Regions from separate parts of the Homo sapiens genome. Here region 2 is linked to region 1. Evidence: read pairs that join two places in POLR2A ChIA-PET (ENCODE). Cell type or tissue: Panc1. All regions are shown on one strand. Each heading gives the region's core, and the rest is flanking DNA. Links, peaks and the distances in the headings are about the cores only.

The links. Peaks named below come from ENCODE experiments on the same cell type or tissue, not always from the same donor. Only the 100,000 strongest peaks of a DNase experiment are listed, where the experiment ranks them.
Region 2: POLR2A ChIA-PET joins it to region 1 with 10 read pairs; 2 of 35 experiments call an interaction of 5 or more read pairs at or near these places.

Annotation. Positions count from the first base shown.
Region 1 is chr15:88,944,043-88,951,081 of GRCh38, forward strand. It overlaps the pseudogene LOC124903572. Among named protein-coding and RNA genes, the nearest start is that of MFGE8, 34 kb to the left of the region's middle. RefSeq lists enhancers at 5,980-6,069, 6,080-6,139. In Panc1, for the core only: no CTCF peak of the experiment used is centred there; no DNase peak of the experiment used is centred there; H3K27ac peaks cover 1,081 bases.
Region 2 is chr15:89,019,587-89,026,625 of GRCh38, forward strand. No RefSeq gene overlaps it. Among named protein-coding and RNA genes, the nearest start is that of CARMAL, 18 kb to the right of the region's middle. In Panc1, for the core only: no CTCF peak of the experiment used is centred there; no DNase peak of the experiment used is centred there; H3K27ac peaks cover 1,896 bases.

The sequences.
Region 1 (7,039 bases), core at 667-5,666:
GCGTATGCCTGTAATCCCAGCTACTCGGGAGGCTGAGGTAGGAGAATTGCTTGAACCTGGGAGGCGGAGGTTGCAGTGAGTCAAGATCGTGCCATTGCACTCCAGCCTGGGCAACAAGAGCAAAACTCTGTCTCAAAAAAAAAAAGAAAAAAAAAAAACTTTATCAGAAAAATAGGAACTTTAAGCCCAAATGCTTTCTCAAGTTCATGTGACTTAAGTAAATCCTTAATAAGCTGGTTTTAATTGATAAAATTAGAAATGTCTTCAGAATTCTTAACATACATTATTGTTTAGATTCGTTGGTCAAGTGGTTTCATATTTATCTCTCCTAAATATTATAAGGTGTCAGTCAGACATGGTGGCTCATGCCTGTAATCCCAGCACTTTGGGAGGCTGAGGTGGGCAGATCACCTGAGGTCAGGAGTTTGAGACCAGCCTGACCAACATGACCAAACGCCATCTCTACTAAAAATACAAAAATTAGTTGGGAGTGGTGACACGTGCCTGTAATCCCAGCTACTTGGGAGGCTGAGGCAGGAGAATCGCTTGAACCTGGGAGGCGGAGGTTGCAGTGAGCTGAGATCACACCATTGCACTCTAGCCTGGGCAACGAGAGTGAAACTCTGTCTCAAAAAAAAAAAAAAAAAAATATATATATATATATATTTGGCATGAGGGTTACTATCTTTGTGTAAATTTGTATAACTAAGGCATTTAATTAAATTGTTGGTTTGATGGAAACAGCTAAATCCTGAGTTATTGGCCAAAAAAAAAAAAACAAAAAACATTTATTTAAATTTAATGTTCTTACTTAGGTAAACACTTGAACTTCACAGGCTATAAAAATGGTTAACAAGGAAATAATACTAAATGATAACTATCACAGTCTTCCTCTCTTTCCTTTCTTTTCTTTTTTTTTTTTTTTTTTTTTTTTGAAACAGGGTCTCCCTCTGTTGCCCAGGTTGGGGTGCAGTGGCATGATCACAACTCACTGCAGCCTCGACCTCCCAAGTTCAAGCAATCCTCCCACCTCAGCCTCCCAAGTAGCTGGGACCACAGGCTCACACCACCATATTGGCTAATTTTTTTTTTTTTTTTTTGTAGAGGCTGGGTCTCACCATGCTGCCCAGACTGGTCTTAAACTTCTAAGCTCAAGCAATCCTCCTACCTCAGCCTCCCAAAGTGCTGAGATCCTCCTACCTCAGCCTCCCAAAGTGCTGAGATCCTCCTACCTCTGCCTCCCAAAGTGCTGAGATCCTCCTACCTCTGCCTCCCAAAGTGCTCGGGCTCCCACAGTGAGTCACTGTGCTCAGTCCCTATACTTTAAATCATCACTAGATTGCTTATAATACCTAATACAATGTAAGTGCTATATAAATACTTGTTACACTGTATTTTTAAATTTGTATTATTTTTTATTGTTGTATTTTTTTCCACAAATATTTTCAATCCACAGCTGGTTGAATACAAGGATGTAGAACTTGTGGATACAAAGGGCCGACTGTAGTTGTAACTTGCACCAGCCCAGGTATATAAAAGGAGTTAAAATTTGTTTTGTTCCCATATCCTTTCTTGTTCCCCAAGACCATTAGTTCCTCAAGAGAAATTACAGTCTCTTCCTTCTTTGTGATTACAGTGCCTGGCTTACAGTAGGTGCTCAATAAATGTTACAGACGCATCATGTTCTCAAGCTCTTGCTGAACCTAGACCCAGCCTCCCTTTCAAAGAAGACTGTTCTGCCAGGTACTTCACTCAGTGTCCTACTTCTTTGCTCAAGTCCCTGGGCCCTTGGACCTCCTGAATTTCCACCACTACTGCAGGGATCAGATCTTTCAATTCTCTAGTTTTCTTCCACTGATGAAACTTTTGGTTCCAGTCTTTAAGTCTGCTAGCAAAAGACAAAACAAACGTACAAACAAAAAACCAGCAATAGACAGGTTAACAGGAAAAAAAGCATACAAATTTATTTGCATGGGAATGGGAAGCAGGGTGTAGGGGCAAAGGGAAAACTTACCCTTCACCCTCTGAAGATTCAGTGAAAAATCACCTGACAAATGGTGGATGAATAGGAGAAAAGGCACCCAAATTTATTTGATCTTAGTTTTATGTGACATGAGAACCTTCAGAAAGAAGGCCTAAGGATATAGGAAAACTGTCCATTTTTATGCTTAGGTTCCGCATGGTATGGACAGTCATTCAGAAACGTGATTGGTCAAAAGGGTACGATGTAGCGCTAATAGACTGAGCAGGGAAACCCAGCAAGCCCTCTCTGTGTAAATTCTTCTTAGCGCCTCTGTGCAGCATTCCTTCCTTCTGGGTATGGGGCAAGACCCCCTCTGGAATAGAGGTCTTATGATCTACAAGATAGGTCAGATAAGATAGATCAATTTCTGCTGGGCATGGTGGCTCACACCTCTAATCCCATCACTTTGGGAGGATGAGGCAGGCGGATCACCTGAGGTCAGGAGTTTGAGACCAGCCTAACCAACATGGAGAAACCTTGTCTCTACTAAAAATACAAAAAATTAGCCAGGCATGATGGTGCATGCCTGTAATCCCAGCTACTCGGCAGGCTGAGGCAAGAGAATCACTTGAACCATCTGAAAAAAAAAAAAAAAAAAGGCCGGGCGCAGTGGCTCACGCCTGTAATCCCAGCACTTTGGGAGGCCGAGGCGGGCAGATCACAAGGTCAGGAGTTCGAGACCAGCCTGGCCAATATGATGAAACCCCATCTCTACTAAAAATACAAAAAATTAACCAGGCATGGTGGTGGGCGTCTATAGTCCCAGCTACTCAGGAGGCTGAGGCAGGAGAATCACTTGAACCCAAGAAACAGAGGTTGCAGTGAGCCGAGATCACACCGTTGCACTCTAGCCTAGGCAACAGAGAGAGACTCCATCTCAAAAAAAAAAAAAAAAAAAAAAAAGGTCAATTTCTTTACAGCCAGTTCTTACACAGACAGAAAGGCTGGGGTGGTGGAGGAGTTAGTAATATTTTGGGTTTTATGGCTGGCATTGGGGAAAAGGGGTCCGGTTTTCATGACCTCCCTTGGGAAGAGGGATTCTAGTTTCTATGGCTAGCCTCTAGAGAAAATGAGAGTCTAGAAACAGGAGATTAGAAGGTCAGAGAGAGCTGCCTCTGAGGCCTTCTTCTTGGGCTATTGTTTTATGACCCCCAACAGAGGCATCACAGAAAAGCGAATACCCAGTAACCCAATGACATTCTCTAATCATTACTGTTTAAGGAATGGGACATGTTTGAGAAATGCACCATTAGGCAATTTCATCATTGTGAGAACATCATAGAGTGCCCTTACACAAACCTCGATGGCATAGCCTACCACACACCTAGGCTATAGGTATAGCCTATTACTCCTAGGCTATAAACTTTACTGTATGTTACTGCACTGACTACTGTAGGCAACTGTAACACAATGGTGAATATTTGCATATCTAAACATGTCTAACTGTAGAAAATATGTTACACTATGACATTACCAAGGCTAGGTGTCACTAGGCGATAGAAATTTTTCAGCTCAGCCAGGCCTATGGCCTCACACCTGTAATCCCAGCACTCTGGGAGGCCAAGATGAGAGGATCACTTGAGGCCAGGAGTTTAATACCAGCTTGGGCAACATAGTGAGACCCCTGTCTCTACAAAAAAATTTAAAAAATTAGCCCAGTATGATGGCATGCACCTATAGTCCCAGTTACTCAGAGGCTGAGGCAGAAGGATTGGTTAAGCCTAGGAGGTCCAGGCTGCAGTGGGCCATGAATCAGGCCACTGCACTGCAACCTGGGCAAGAGTGAGACCCTGTCTCAAAAAAAGAAAAAAAAAAATTGGCTCCATTTTATTCTCATGGGGCCACCATTTTACGTGTGGTCTGTCATTGACTGAAACATCCCTACCCATCACATGACTGTATATCCTTCTTCATGGGGGTGAGGGAAGTGGGATATATAGGCCAACATACAAATGGTTATGAAAGAAAAAAAGAAGATGAGACTTCAGAAGAATAGGTAATAGACTGTCTGGATGAAATGTCAACTTTAATCTCTCCTAGGTTTGAGTCCTCATGTTAATCTTCCTGATAGATACAAATTTCTAGGGAGGGTTTTCATGACAATTGGCTTCCTTCTGGAGAATCTACCTTTACTCAGATAAGGGAAATTCAGGAAAAGCCCCTCTGTGTATCCATTGTTTTCCCAGAAGCCTTCAGTTTGAAGCAATCAGCATACCAATGTGGCATTTTGGGGGGTGATATCTCCTGGGTTCATTCAAAATATTAGCAACATGCTTGGCAGCTTAACTCCCTCATTGCAATACTCAAGAAGGTACTGCGGATCTTATTCCTTACCTGGAACAAAATCTTCTTAGTCAATGAGCAATTTCATAGGGTGGTGCAAAATATTACTTTTTATTTTTCCCATAAGGGTAGGCTTGCATAGAGATCCAGGCATCCCTTTTTCTCTCTGGTATTCCTCCCTTTCCCTTTTTTGTCCTCTCTGCCCTCCCTGCAAGCCTGGTGCCACCCTGACAGCTGCCACGTGTGGTCCTGGAACCTTGTTCCTGGTTCCATCCTAGAGGAGTGGGCAGAGATGGGGACTCACCTACTCTAGGGGGCTTGGGTCTTTCAGATTCACCAAGGTGAGAATCTGCAGGCAGACAAACCTTTTTTCTTTTTCCTTTTTTTTTTTTTTTTTTTTTTTTTGAGATGGAGTCTCTCTCTGTTGCCAGGCTGGCACGATCCCGGCTCACTGCAACCTCTGACTCCCTGGTTCAAGTGATTCTCCTGCCTCAGCCTCCCGAGTAGCTAGGATTACAGGTATATGCCACCACGTCCAGCTAATTTTTTTTATTTTTTAGTAGAGCCGGGGTTTCACCATGTTGGCCAGGATGGTCTCGATCTCCTGACCTCGTGATCCGCCCGCCTCAGCCCCCGAAAGTACTGGGATTACAGGCGTGAGCCACAGCGCCAGGCCAAACCTTTTTTCATGACCTCTCCTAACCTGACTTTGCCTCATTATCATGCTAAAAATTTCTTTTCTACTAGGGTGGGAGGGGAAAGAACAAAAGTAGGGTGTCCTACACCAGACAGATCCCTCTAATTATTTACAAGCCTCAGTTGATTCATACTTGCAAAATGGCTCTGGAAAATTTCAAATGGTTTATTAAATTTTCCATCCTCATACTGAGCATGTCCTACCTGGCAAGCCTGTGTTGGATGCCAACGGAACATGAAGGTGACCAGGAGAAGCTCTAAGTCCCATGGGGAAACAAGCTCATCCAGGACTAACAAAGCACAAGTGCCCAGTGCCCATCTCAACAAAACCACAGTGGCTCTCAGAGACAGGTCAGACTGCTTGAATCACACACAGCACACTCTGAATGTCTCTCCGTAAGGCCTTCTGGCTGCAGGTTTAATGCCTTTCAGCTGCCAGGGATGTCAGCCGAACTCTCAAAACCCCATGCCAGAGAAAACTCTATTTTCTCCATGAAGAAGCACGTGGATGCCCACTTGCTGCCTGAACTCCCTGAAGGATGTGTTTGGAAGGGAGGATCGGGAGGGTCTCCCAACACCCTCCCCCTTCTGAGTTAGCACCGAACCTTGGTTCCTGCATTCCTGGGGTGACAGTCCCCTGCTTGCTTTCCAGTACCTCCCAGAGAACTCCTGCACAATTGCTGTCCTGAACTTCCCCGGGGGGACCCATAGCCTTCTTCTTACCCTCTGCAAGTATTATGACCATTTTCCCCTATGCTGCGACTGGGGCTCAAAAGATGCTCCTCCAAATTGGAGGCCTCAAGGGCAGCCTCAGAAGCAAAAGTTTCGATCTCATCTTCTCCTGCCTCTTGTTTCTGGCCCCCAAGGCTAGCCACAGAAACTAGAGTCTCTCTTCCCTAAAGCAGGTCTTAGAAACCAAACCCCTTTTCCCCAAAGCCAGCCATCAAACCCCAAAATATTACTCTAACTTCCTCCCTTTTTCTGTGTAAAACATGGCTGTAAAGAAATCATCTGACCAGGCCAGGTGCAGTGGCTCATGCCTATAATCCCAGCACTTAGTCAGGAGGAGGCAGGTGGATGGCTTGAGCCCAGCGGTTCCAGATGAGCCTAGGCAACATGGTGAAACCTCCTCTCTACAGAAAACTTAAAAATTAGCCAGGTGCAGTGGTGCATGCTCTGTGGTCCCAGCCACTGGGTATGCTGGGGCGGAAGGATCACCTGGGTCTGGGAGGTCAAAGCTGCAGTGAGCCAGGATCACACCACTGCACTACAGGCTGGGCAACAGAATGACCCTGTCTTAAAAAAAAAAAGAAAAGAAATTATCTAACCTACTTTGTTTGATAGTAGGTCACAAGATCCCCGTTCCAGAGAGGGTCTTGCCCCATACCCAGAAGGAAGGAATGCTGCGTAGAGAGGCCAAGAAGAAAATATACAGACAGGACTTGCTGCATTTCCCCACTCAACCTATTAGCATTAGAGTTTTGTCCAATCATAGTTCTGCACAACCACTCATACTTTTCTGAACCTAAGCATAAAAATAGACAGCTTCCCCTGTATCTTTGGGGTCTTGATTCTGAAGGTTCCTCTGTCACATAAAATTGTGATCAAATAAGTTTGTATGCTTTTTGGCCTGTTAGTCTGCCTTTTGTCAGTGATTCTCAGTGGACCTTCAGATGGCAAAGAGAATGTTTTTCTCTTGGCCCCTGCACCACTGGGAAAGGCTGCAGGCTGCATTGCCTCTACAAGGCTGCCATCTGCAGCTGCTTCAAGTGGGCTGTGACCTACGTTGGGGCACTCCATTCTCGGGGTACCGGACCGGACCTACATCCAGAACACTGATGTCTCTCCTTGCCATCCCCCACAGGACAGGCCCATGCTGAAGATGCCCTGGGCCATGTCCCCCTGGTACCACATTTGGGGGCCGACGTCCCAGTGTCAGAGGCATTTGAACCAGAGCAACTCCATCTTGAATAGGAGCTGGGTAAAATGAGACTGAAACCTACTGGGCTGCATTCCAGACAGTTACACATCCTAAGT
Region 2 (7,039 bases), core at 879-5,878, 76 kb after region 1:
AGGGCTTTCTATGCACACCAGGAAATATGGCCCCAGGCAGTTCAAGATTCATAACCTTGGTCCTCTACCAAAAAGGAAAAGAAACCTTCCCTCCCAGTTCCGTTTAAAAGAAGAACAAACCAAACAAACCAACAGAAAAGGACTTGAAGTACCCACTCTTCTGGGCAGAGTGAGATGGGGTACTTTCATTGGTCTCCCATCCAGAGCCAAACAGTAGGCGTGGGGGAGAAATGTCCCCTGAAAGAAGGGGATGATGGTTGTAGCAGACAAAACAAAGTCAGCCAGTACATGACATGGGATTGCTTTTCTGAAATGAAGGGCCACCGTTTTTGTTTTGTTTGGTTTGGGGGGGGTTGTTTGTTTTTGTTTGTTTGTTTGTTTGTTTTGATATGGAGTCTCGCTCTTGTTACCCAGGCTGGAGTGCAATGGCGTGATCTTGGCTCAATGCAACCTCCGCTTCCCGGGTTCAAGTGATTCTCCTGCCTTAGCTTCCTGGGTAGCTGGGATTACAGGCGCCCACCACCGTGCCCGGCTAATTTTTGTATTCTTAGTAGAGACGGGGTTTCACCATGTTGACCAGACTGGTATGGAACTCCTGACCTCAAGTGATCTGCCCACCTCGGCCTCCCAAAGTGCTAGGATTACAGGCGTGAGCCACTGTACCTGGCCCCGGGGCCACTGTTTTTAACCAATTGTCAAAGGGATCCCTAACCCAAAGATAGTCTTCCAAGGGACCTCAGTGACCAACCAGTTCAACTCCTCCATTTTACAGAAGAGAACACTGAGCTACAGAGAATTTAGGTGATTTGCCTAAGATGGCACAACTATGATGGGATTCTGCATTTGACTGGATGTAAGTGGGGGAAGAGGTATGTGAGAAGAAAGAGTCAAAACCTGGTCTGAGGCCAGGCGCAGTGGCTCACTCCTGTAATCCCAGCACTTTGGGAGGCTGAGGTGGGCGGATCTCCTGAGGTCGGGAGTTCGAGGCCAGACTAACCAACATGGAGAAACCCCATCTCTACTAAAAATACAAAATTAGCTGGGTGTGGTGGTGCATGCCTGTAATCCCAGCTACTCAGGAGGCTGAGGCAGGATAATCACTTGAACCCGGGAGTTGGAGGTTGCGATGAGCCAAGATTGTGCCATTGCACTCCAGCCTGGGCAATGAGAATGAAACTCCATCTCAAAAAACAAACAAACAAGCAAACCAAAAACCTGGTCTGTCAGAGTAAAGACAAATTATTTTTCATTTTTTATTTTATTGAGACAGGGTCTTGCTCTGTCACCCAGGCTGGAGTGCAGTGGCACAACCAAGGCTTACCACAGCCTTTACTTCTTGGGCTCAAGGAATCCTTCCACCTCATCTTCCTGAGTGGATGGGACTAGTAGCTGCCACCTCAGCTTCCTGAGTAGCTGCCACCACACCTGGCTAATTTTTGTATTTTTCATAAAGACTAGATTTTGCCATGTTGCTCAGGCTGGTCTCGAACTCCTGGGCTCAAGTGATCCTCCTGCCTTAGCCTCCCAATGTGCTGGGACTACAGGTATGAGCCACCATACTGGGCCAAGACAAATATTTTTTAAACGATAGAGTCCCATAGAAAGAGAATATAGGGGGGAAATAAAGCATAGAAAGAGGTGAGGCTGGTTTAAAAAGAAAAAAATAAAAAAGCTAAAGTCAACAAGGGCTGCTGTGGTAAATTCCAAGGCTCCACTAGTGTTTATAATCTTGGAAGAATTTTGGAGAATGGGTGAGGCCCCACCTGACTGGAAATGGGCAAATGTTGTTCTAATTTTCTAAAAGAGGAACAAGCAGTTTCCAAGAATTGCAGGCTGGTGAACTAGACAAGGCTCTAGTATGGGCTTACTAAGGACGGGCTGTGCCAAATGGGCGTTTTTACCATATTTGAGAAAGTTCTTAGCCTGGCAGGTTACTCAAGGGAATACTCCAGACTCCAAGACTTCTGGCTTGTTAAATCTGAAAAAAACCTTTAGGGATTAAAAAACCAGGGATGGCAAACTGGTGACTCCAGCTGAATTCAACCCTCAGATATTTAAATGAATAAAATTTCCCATCAAATCAGCCTTTCTGGCTTCATGATGGCACTGACCTTCCTTCCTGCCCAGCAGTGGGTATCACTGCCCTCAATAGATGAAGCAGGTACATGCAGCATACACACTCCCGTCCACCCTGGCCCTGCCATTCCCTAGTGCCTCTCCCTTGACCAGCTTCATTCATTACTTTATTTTATTTTATTTTGAGATGGAGTCTCACTCTGTCACCCAGGCTGGAGCGCAGTGGCACGATCTTGGCTCACTGCAACCTTCGCCTCTCGGGTTCAAGCAATTATCCTGCCTCAGCCTCCCGAGTAGCTGGGATTATAGGCGCCCGTCCCCATGCCCAGCTAATTTTGTTATTTTTAGTAGAGACAGGGTTTCACCATGTTGGCCAGGCTCGTCCCAAACTCCTGACCTCAAGTGATCCACCCTCCTCGGTCTCCCAAAGTGCTGTGATTGCAGGCATGAGCCACTGCACCCAGCCTATTTATTATTTTAATCTAGCCAGCTCCAGCAGGCATTTGAGTGTGTGGCCCTGATCTAATCCACACCCTGTCATTATTTTATAGAGACTCAGAGAAAAGAAACAGGAGTGGGAGCACTTCTGATTCCTCAGAAGATAGCAATCTAGGGTGGGCTGCAGGTTCCTGTTCACAAAGTCAACCCCAGAGAAACTACAGAAGCAGAGAAGCTTGGACCTGAGCAACAAACCTAGAAACTGTCAGAGCTCCCAGGAAGAGCAAGAGCTGCTTTGAACTAAAGTGTCCATGGCAGTGGGCATCCACCTGATCCACCAGTGAGAGGAAGGGTTGGAAGAGCTCTCTCAGGGCCTTCTCTTACTTCTTCCCCACATTGATTGGGACAGTCATTGCTGCCCCACTGCCTCTTTGTGATAGAAGTCAGGAGCAATAGCTCAGGTTCCAGTGATGGTGGGGTAATATCAGGGCACCCTAGTAGCACAGCTGGAGTGAGAAGCTGGTGAGAACAGGTATGGGTTGACCAGATTCCCTCAAACATTCACTTTTCCCCCCTTCTCTGTCTCACCCCCAGGGCTGGTGAAGTCCCGTGGGAAAGCGTCCTCCTCACAGCACAGCTTCCTCCTAAGAGTTCAAGCATGAATGCCTGACCAGAGGCATTGCTTGGTGGCCCAGTGACAAACAGGAAGGGGAGGATGGGGAATCAGTTGTGACTGCATGGTGCCAGGGGCTGTATGCTTGGCTCCATCCATGCCATTCTCTTTCTTTCTTTTCTTTTTTTTTTTTTGAAATGGAGTTTCGCTTTTGTTGCCCAGGCTGGAGTGCAGTGGCGCAATCTGGGCTCACTGCAATCTCCGCCTCCCGGGTTCAAGTGATTCTCCTGCCTCAGCCTCCCGAGTAGCTGGGATTACAGGCGCCTGCCACCATGCCCGGCTAATTTTTGTATTTTTAGTAGAGACGGGGTTTTGCCATGTTGGCCAGGCTGGTCTCGAACTCCTGACCTCAGGTGATCCACCCACCTCGGCCTCCCAAAGTGCTGGGATTACAGGCATAAGCCACCGTGCCTGGCCCATGTCATTCTCCATGAACTCATCGGGGCACCTGAGAGGACATGAATGTCCCCAAGAAATAGAGCATTGGATATTTCCAAGGAAACCTACAGATAGCTGAGGAGTACATACCCTAGTACATACACAGACGTGGAGAAAATGGGACAAAATATAGTATGGGAAGCAAAATTCATAAGGATTTAAAATAGGAATCTTCAAAGAGTTAAGAGTATTAGTAATATTAACAGATGGGGTCGTTTTAAACTATGTGCCTAAATTATTTCATAATCCTCTCTTCAAGTAGTGATTAATTCCCTCCTCCTTGAGTATGAGCTGGACTAATGATTCACTTCTAACGAATGGACTATGGCAGAAATGACAGTCATAAAATACACCATGGCTTCTTCTTGCTTTCACCGTGTTGGGTTGTTGGTTCTGGAAAAAGCCAGCTGCTATATAGGGGGGTTCTCAAGAAACGCTACTGAGAGGCCCATGTGTTGTGGAACTGATCCCTCCTACAAAGAGTCAGCAAGGACCTGAGGCCTCCTGCCTATAGCCTTGTGAGTGAGCAACCTTGGGAACCAGTCCTCCAGCCCCAGGCAAGTCTTCACTTAACAGCAGCCTTGGCCGCAAACTCATGAGAGATTATGAGCCAGAGCCACCTAACTAAGCCACTCCTAAATTTCTGACCCATGGAAACTGAAATAATAAACGTTTGTTGTTTTAATGGCTGGGTGGTGTGGCTCACGCCTATAGTCCTAGCACTTTGGGAGGCTGAGGTGGGCAGATCACCTGAGGTCAGGAGTTGAAACCAGCCTGGGCAACCTGGTGAAACCCCGTCTCTACCAAAAATAAAAAAAATTAGCCAAGCGTGGTGGCGAGTGCCTGTAATCCCAGCTATTAGGGAGGCTGAGGCAGAGGTTGCAGAGAGCCGAAATCACACCACTGCACTCCAGTCTGGGCAACAGAGAGAGACGCTGTCTCAGAAAAAATAAATAAATAAATACATAAATAAATGTTTGTTGTTTTAAGATGCCAAGTTCTGCAGTGATGTTATATTAATTAACGAGTATATCAGGAATGAAGTCATAAGAAGAATCAAGTGGAAATATTACATATTAAAATAGTTAAAAATAAAAATAGATGGGGTAAATAGGAATATAGATTTTACTTGTCTTTTAAGGGGAAGATAAGAGAGTGATAAATTTAAGATTTCAGTAGAAGCAAATAAACAAAGCTCTTAACCATAAGATAGATATGTATAGCTTTTAACCGTAACCACAGAATAGAATGTGTAGCTTTTAACCATAAAATAGAATGTGTAGCTTTTAAGACAACAGAGGAAAATTTGATCTATCCAGTGAAAAGGAGGTGATAAAAAGAAAAGGCAATAAATAAAAAATCAAGATAGGAATAGAAATTTGTACTTTTCTAACAGCAATTACAACCATTGTAAATGCAATAAATTCATCAACTAAAAGTTAGAGACTCTCAGAGCAGGTAAAAAAATCCAGCAATAAATTGTCTACAATAGGCATATTTAAAAAGAAACCAAAAGATTTTAGCAGTGGTGGACTAGATTATCAGGAAATAGGGAGAATATATTCTTCAAACCAACTGAATTCCGTGTAAAATATGGCTTTTTTGATTTCCTAAACTTACAGGCCATAAGGGATAACACCAAGCCTCCCCCCAAAAAATTTAAAAGTAAAATGTTTTGAGACAAAACCAAAGTATTCATCTCCATCAAGGGTGGCATTTACTTGAAACCTAGGCCTTGGACCTGTGGCAAGGTGAGAGAGAATGTAACTGAGTTTCCCAGATTAAGCATAAGAGCCTGGATTGGGGGTTGGAATAAATCCAGATCAATAGCTCCTATGGGTTCAAGTGCAAATCCTCTCTGCTCTGAGAAAGGATTTCTCAATTTAGGTCTCCACATTTTCCACAGACAGGTCAGCTAAAATGAGCTCACAATCAAAGGTGATCAAAACATAAGGAAACCAACCGCTATGAATGAAAGTCTGGAGACAATTAACCATAGAGTTTGACCTCCAGGGACTTTAGATATTTGAACTGTCAGTTACAGACTTAAGATAACTATGTACGAAATGTTGAGGAATCACAAAACTAAGTAAACAACAAGATACTGTCAAAAATGACCAGCAGTGGCCGGACACAGTGGTTCATGCCTGTAATCCCAGCACTTTGGGAGGCCAAGGCTGGAGGATCACTTGAGCCCAGGAGTTCGAGACCAGCCTGAACAACATAGTATGACCCCCATCTCTACAAAAATACAAAAAATTACCCAGGTATGGTGGCACATGCCTGTGGTCCCAGCCACTTGGGAGGCTGAGGCAGGAGGATCACCTGAGCCTCGGAGGCAGAGGTTGAAGTGAGCCAGTGAGACCGTGACACTACACTCTAGCCTGGGTGACAGAGCAAGACCCTGTCTCAAACAAAGAAAGAATTAGTTAACTGGAAGTTATACATAAAGGAGTTACCCAGAGAGACAAGGAGATGGAAGACACAAAAGTTAAGAGATATGGAAGACAGAATGAGAAGGTCTAAAATATCTATCTAATCAGAGTCTCAGAAGGAAAGCATAAAAAGGATAAAAGGAGATGTATGGTTATTCTCTTGATAACCTTGGGGGATTGGTTCCAGGATCCCCCAAAGATAGCAAAATTCACAGACACAAAAGTCCCTTATATAAAATGGCATAATATTTGCATGTAACCTGTGCACATGTTCCCATAAACTTGAAATCCTCTCTAGGTTACTTATAATACCTAATACAATGTAAATAGTTGTCATACTGTATTGGTTTTTTATTTGTATTTTTTCCAAATACTTTTAATTTGCAGCTGGTTGAATCCAATGACATGGAACCTGCAGATACAGGGGGTTGACTGTTTTCGTTTTTTAAATTGGTGGCTTCAGATAACACACATTTATTGTTTTACAGTTTATGTTGGCCAGGAGCTTGCACATGGCTTAACTGGATCCTCTGCTTAAGGTTTTGCAGACAGCAATCAAGGTGTTGGCTGGGCTGCATTCTCATCTGGAGTCTCAATGGGGGAAGAGTCTGCTTCAAAGTTTGCTGAGATTGTGGTCAGAAATTATTCCCTTGCAGTTGTGGGCAAGAAGGCCCCAGCTTCTTGCTGGCAGCTCTTGGATGCCATCCACAGTTTCTCAAAGCCACCCACAGTTCCTTGCCACATGAGCTTTCCCAACTTGGCTGTTTACTTCATCTAGCAAGCAAGGAGAGCCTCTGGAGTGAGTCAAAAAAGACAGACTCTTATATAATGTAACACTCACAAAAGTGACAGCCCATCACCATCACCATATCCTATTGCTTAGAAGCAGGTCACAGGTTCTGCCCACCCACAAGGGGAGGGGATTACACAAAGGCATGAACACCAGGAGGTAGAGATCGATGGAGAGACGGGGCACCTT